2 separate regions of the Homo sapiens genome follow, and region 1 is linked to region 2. A link is a loop called in an ENCODE intact Hi-C map of the cell type or tissue named here. Cell type or tissue: mammary epithelial cell. All regions are shown on one strand. Links, peaks and the distances in the headings refer to the core of each region. The heading gives the core; the rest is flanking DNA.

Region 1 (2,804 bases), core at 15-2,514, 63 kb before region 2:
CTTCCAATAGAAGGCTGTTTCATCTATGCTGAAAATCCATTATTTAATGTAGCTACCTTCCTCAATGATCTTAACTGGATCTTCTGGATAGTTTGATGCAGTTTCTACATCAGCACTTGCCACTTCACCTTGCACTTCGATGTTATAGAGACAGCTTCTTTCCTTCAACCTCATGAACCAACCTCTGTTAGATTCAACCTTTTCTTCTGCAGCTTCCTCATCTCTCTCAGCCTTCACAGAATTGAAGAGAGATAGGGCCTTGCTCTTAATTAGGCTTTGGCTTAAGGAGATGTGGTGGCTGGTTTCATCTTCTATCCAGACCTTTAAACTTTCTCCATATCAACAATAAGCCTATTCTGCTTTCTTTTCATTTGTGTTTTCACTGGAGTGGCACTTTTTAATTTTCTTTAATAACTTTTCCTTTCCATTCACAACTTGGCTAAGTTGCAAAAGAGGCCTAGCAAAAGGCCAGTCTTGGCTTCCAATGTACCTACTTCACTAAGCTTAATCATTTCTACCTCTTGATTCAAAGTGAGAGATGGCAACTCTTCCTTTCACTTGAACACTTAGAGGCCATTGCAGGATTATTAATTGGCCTAACTTCAATATTGTTGTGTCTTAAGGAACAGAGAGGCCCAAAGATTGGAAGAGAGATGGTGAAACAGCCAGTCTGTGCAGCAATCAGAACACACACAGCATTTATGGAATAAGTTTGCCATCTTCTATGGGTGCAGTTCATGACACCCCAAAACAGTTACAGTAGTAACATCAAAGATCTCCCATCATAGATCACTGTAATAGACATAACAATAATTAAAAAGTTGAAATATTGTGAGAACTAACAAAACATGACACAGAGACATAAAGTAAGCACATGCTGTTGGGAAACTGGCATCAGTAGACTTGTTCCATGCAGGGTTGCTACAAAACTTCAATCTGTAAAAAAATCAGTCTCTGCAAAGTGCAATAAAGCAAAGCCCAATGAAACAAGGTATGCCTGCATCATTCTAAAACTATGTCACTAATACTATTGTTGGTGGCGCTACCACAGTGCCCAGCACAGAGTAGGCACTCAAATATTTGGTGAAGAAATGACTATCAGCCAATAGAGAAGCCCAAAGCCGGGCCGGTGTCACTGGCAAGCTGGGTCCCTTTAAACCACCAGATGGCATCCTCAGCATGGGATTCTCAAGGAAGGCCTTGAGCATCCTACAGAAACTGAATCACACTTCTGTTTCCTCACAATGGTTATTTTCTTTGGACAAAGATAACTGATGAAATGGATTCTTTCTGGTAAAACAAAATATGATTTGGAGAATTAGCAGGCTGCCCTTCATTCTTGGCAGTAAAAGAAACCAGCATCATTGTTACTCATTCTTGCCCAGGCTGCGTGTTACAGATAAAAAATGGGGTGGCTTTGGACCCAGGGCTCATACAATGCTGCCCCCAACCAGAGAACCACACAAAAGACTTTCAAAGATTCTAACTTGTACTGATGTTCTCTAGAAGGGACTGAGTGGGAAGTATATTACCAGGCACATCACACAGAAAAACTTCCATAAAATCCTCTGTACCCATTTCTGTCCCCAAGAGTCTCACATTCCTGGGAACCTACTTGAATCTCTCTCCTTCCCCAAACTCAGGAATTCTCCCACCCCCTACCCATCTGACTTTCTTCCACGTAGGGTTACCAAATGTACAAAATAAAAATGCAAGACACCCAATTAAATTTGAAAATTAAATAAATCTGTAGTATTAATAATACAGTTCTGACTGTGGGACACCTGACCATGGTCTGGCCAATCAGAGGTTCCATGATTAGTGGAGAGATGGTCACATGAGCCAAGCTGGGCCAATGGGAAAGTGCAATATTTGGGACATATTTATACTTAAAAAAAAAGTGTTGTTTATCTGAAATTCAAATTTAACTGGGATCCTGCATTTTCTCTAGCAACCATACCACCACACCCTTCTTATATAAAAATAATGCATAAGATGAACAAGTTCTGCAATGCTATGTTGTACACTTAAAAATCTGTTCGGGGCCAGGTGCAGTGGTTCACGCCAGTAATCCTAGCACTTTGGGAGGCCAAGGTCGGAGGATTGCTTGAGGTCAGGAGTTTGAGACCTGCCTGGGCAACATGGCAAGACCCTGTCTTCACAAAAAAATTAAAAACTTAGCTTAGTGTGATGGTGCATGCTTGTAGTCCTAGCTACTGGAAAGGCTGAGGCAGCAGGATCCCTTGAGCCCAGGAGTCTGAAGTTACAGTAAGCTATTATCACACCACTGCATTCCAGCCTGGGCGACAAAGCGAGACTCTGTCTAATAAAAAAAAAAAAAAAAATTAATCTGTTAAAAGTTGAGATCTCATGTTAAGTGTTCTTGCCACAACCAATTTTTTAAAAAGAAAGAAAAATAAAATATGCTATTCATAGTGCATAATCAACATAATCCCACTAGCAAGTACAGTATCATACTAAATGAACCATTTGATTTGCAAATTTTCCAACGTCGTGAATCTCACAACTTTTGTGCCAGGTGAAACTGCTTGAGAGGACTTCCTTTACTAATAAAATCTCAGGCTGAATAAATTCATACATAGACACATACAAGCAAGGTCTGCCTTTTCAGTTCCCCATCCACCAACCTGCAGGACCCTCCTTGGTGTCCTTCCTTCTAAGAAGGCAGGGGTAGGGGCAAGTAGATATCCGTAGAGTTTAATATTGGGGGGCCGTTAACAAATACAGTAATTTTTTTTTCCTTTTCACATTTTGTTTCATGGCATGTGAAATATATACATGCT
Region 2 (2,804 bases), core at 153-2,652:
TCATAATATCTCATGTTCAGATCACTGAGAGAGCCTGACCAACACTGCGTTTAACACTGAGCCTCTTATTTGAACAGATGTGTGTGTGTGCATGTGCCGACACGCACACGGGCACACATAAGCATTCACCTGATGAAGTCAAACCACAGCCTCACTGAAAGTTTTTGGACCTCAAGAACGTGCTAACAGTCATCCCTTCCATGCTGAGCTGGTGTCCAGAGGAAGAAACAATAAGAACAGAGAGTGAGCCATGCCAAAAACTGTTTCCCCACAGGCACGGAGCTTTGCTTCCAAAATCTTCTGCCTAACTTGCACTCAAGATAGGATCACTTAACCATAAAAACACAGTTAATCACAAGATGCTATGTCAGATGACATGTGGATAATTTTTACTGATAACCAAGTGCTTTCATACATACCAGGGGTCAGCAAACTCTAGCCTATAAACTAAATCCAGCCTGTTGCCTATCTTTGTACAGTCTGAGACCTAAGAATGGTTTTTATATTTTTTTACTTGGTTGGGGAAAAAAGTCAAAAGAATAATATTGTAACATGTGCAAATTATATGAAGTTCCAATTCCATGTCCATAAATAATTACTGGAATACAGTCATACCATTTATATACTGTCTATGGCTGTTTTTGTACTGCAACAGCAGAGCTGAAAAGCTGTGCAAAGCTGAAAATATTTGCTTTCTGGTCCTTTACATAAAATGTTTGCCAGCCACCGATATATACTGCTACATAATGTGATCCTCACAACAGCCCTAGGCAACACAGAGCTGAGGCTAATTCCCGGGTCCTCTGACTTCTAGTGCACACGAAAGCAAGTGGCACAAATGTCAGTGTGTGACACAGCGTGCAGCAGGAGCAATGCATGGAACACACATTCACTTAGAGATACCGGTTTCCCAGTTGGGGGAAGGTGTTTTTTCATAAAATGTTTTATGGCAACACTCTCACACTAACTTCAAGCCTCATGTACTGTACACAGAAGCTCCATGTCCTATTGTAGTGATAAATAATTAATCTGATCACTGTGTTTGAAGGTCAAGGAGATTATCTTGGGGTCTGAGTAATGGACTATCAGCGGCTCTATGCTGCCCCCTGGTGTGAGCCTATTCCACTCCCTCTGAGGGAATTCCAGCCCCAATCCCAACCCTCCTGGCTGCTCCACCCAGGGCTCCTTTCACCAATCCCAACCCCTGCTGCCCCTCACCCTACCCCTACTCCCTGTGGAAGCTGATCCACCCAAAGACAAGACAGCCAAATGACACAAGGGCAGCTTGGCAGTATGTAACATCATTAAGGAGCCCTTGCAAAAGGGGTGTGCTCACCGTAACTGGGGGTATTTGGTTTTTCTAGACAGTAGCAGAGGGGCTGCAGGGAAATCAGATAAAGTATTTTCAAGGCTAGTCTGGGACAAAAAGGCAATCAAACACCTCTTCCTGATTATAAAACAGAAATCCTTTGGGTCTGATTAACAAACCCACTCTCAAACCAGTGGGCTGATCAAAGTTAGTCACTCCATACTAGAAAAGATTAGCTTTTCAGGGATGGGTGCAATCATGCCTGTAATCCCAGCACTTTGGGAGGCCGAGGCGGGCAGATTACCTGAGGTCAGGAGTTCGAGACCAGCCTGACCAACATGGAGAAACCCCGTCTCTACTAAAAATACAAAATTAGCCGGGCCTGGTGGCACATGCCTGTAATCCCAGCTACTCAGGAGGTTGAGGTAGGAGAACCGCTTGAACCGGGGAGGCGGAGGTTGCAGTGAGCTCAGATCACACCATTGTACTCCAGCCTGGGCAACAAGAGCGGAACTCCATCTCAAAAAAAAAAAAAAAAAAGAAGAAAAGATTAGCTTTTTCTCTTCCATAAAACTGCAGTCTATTTCCCGGGGCCTAGCCAGCATCAAACCCTGCTTTCCACAGAAGCCCATGGAGGCTGATGTCGTAACAGCATGGATAGACCTTGACAAACCAGGGGATATGGCCATAGAGCACGAGCCACAGAAGGCAGGACACTGACCCCCTTTCTTCAGCTTCCCAGCTATCACTGCAAGGGCAGGGCAGTGGGGGGACAGAGAGGCTGGGGTGGGGAACCAGAAACAAGCAAGAATTCTGGACCTGCCACTTGCAGGAAGTCTTTTCATCTCAATGAGGCTGTTTTCTTACTGGTAAAATGGGAGTTACAATGCCTCCTTCCCAGAACTGTTCTAAGGCTTGGCTAAAACGAGAGATGCGAAGTATTTCACATATAGTTGGTGCAGAATACATCTCAAAGAGCAGCCTGGGCTATTTTTTCCTTTTTGTGGGGGAAGGTAAAAAGAGAGGTATTATATCCACTTTATTGCATTCAAACACTGGGCCCTTCAAAATGACACTTCCAAGGCTCGACACTGTGCAGAACAGACCATGAAAACCAAGGCATTGGCAGGGAGATGAGGCATTTAACACTGCAGCCACAACTCCCCGCACTGCTATAAGAAGGAGATGGATAGTCACTCCTAGCTATGGTGAATGGGGATACAGGAAGCAAATGAGCCATAACTCAGTGATCCAGCGTCTGTGGAAAGGGCACAGAGAAGCCTGACAGCTCCAGAGAGCATTCTCTTGCTAGGAGCTCTGTGCAAGGAAGCTGCTGTGCAGTCTTATCTCTTCTTCTGTATTTCAAGGTGACTAGCTCATTTATGGAGGGTCACAAGCCCTGCATGATAGTAAGATCAGCTTAGAATAATACACATTTAAGAATAAAAACAAGGAAAGCCCCAAGACACCATTTGCCCTGCAGCAATTTCAACCT

What was found. Hi-C counts contacts between places; a loop is a spot of excess contacts. Peaks named below come from ENCODE experiments on the same cell type or tissue, not always from the same donor. Only the 100,000 strongest peaks of a DNase experiment are listed, where the experiment ranks them.
Region 1: a loop joins it to region 2, with 16 times the contacts of the local background. A loop is called at or near these places in 78 of 110 quality-filtered maps.

The regions. Positions count from the first base shown.
Region 1 is chr22:26,397,681-26,400,484 of GRCh38, forward strand. No RefSeq gene overlaps it. Among named protein-coding and RNA genes, the nearest start is that of ASPHD2, 30 kb to the right of the region's middle. In mammary epithelial cell, for the core only: a CTCF peak has its summit at 1,166 (motif pointing right); a DNase peak (open chromatin) is centred at 1,181.
Region 2 is chr22:26,460,296-26,463,099 of GRCh38, forward strand. The region is part of intron 11 of HPS4 (HPS4 biogenesis of lysosomal organelles complex 3 subunit 2); the gene reads right to left. Among named protein-coding and RNA genes, the nearest start is that of HPS4, 22 kb to the right of the region's middle. In mammary epithelial cell, for the core only: a CTCF peak has its summit at 1,110 (motif pointing left); no DNase peak of the experiment used is centred there; H3K27ac peaks cover 456 bases.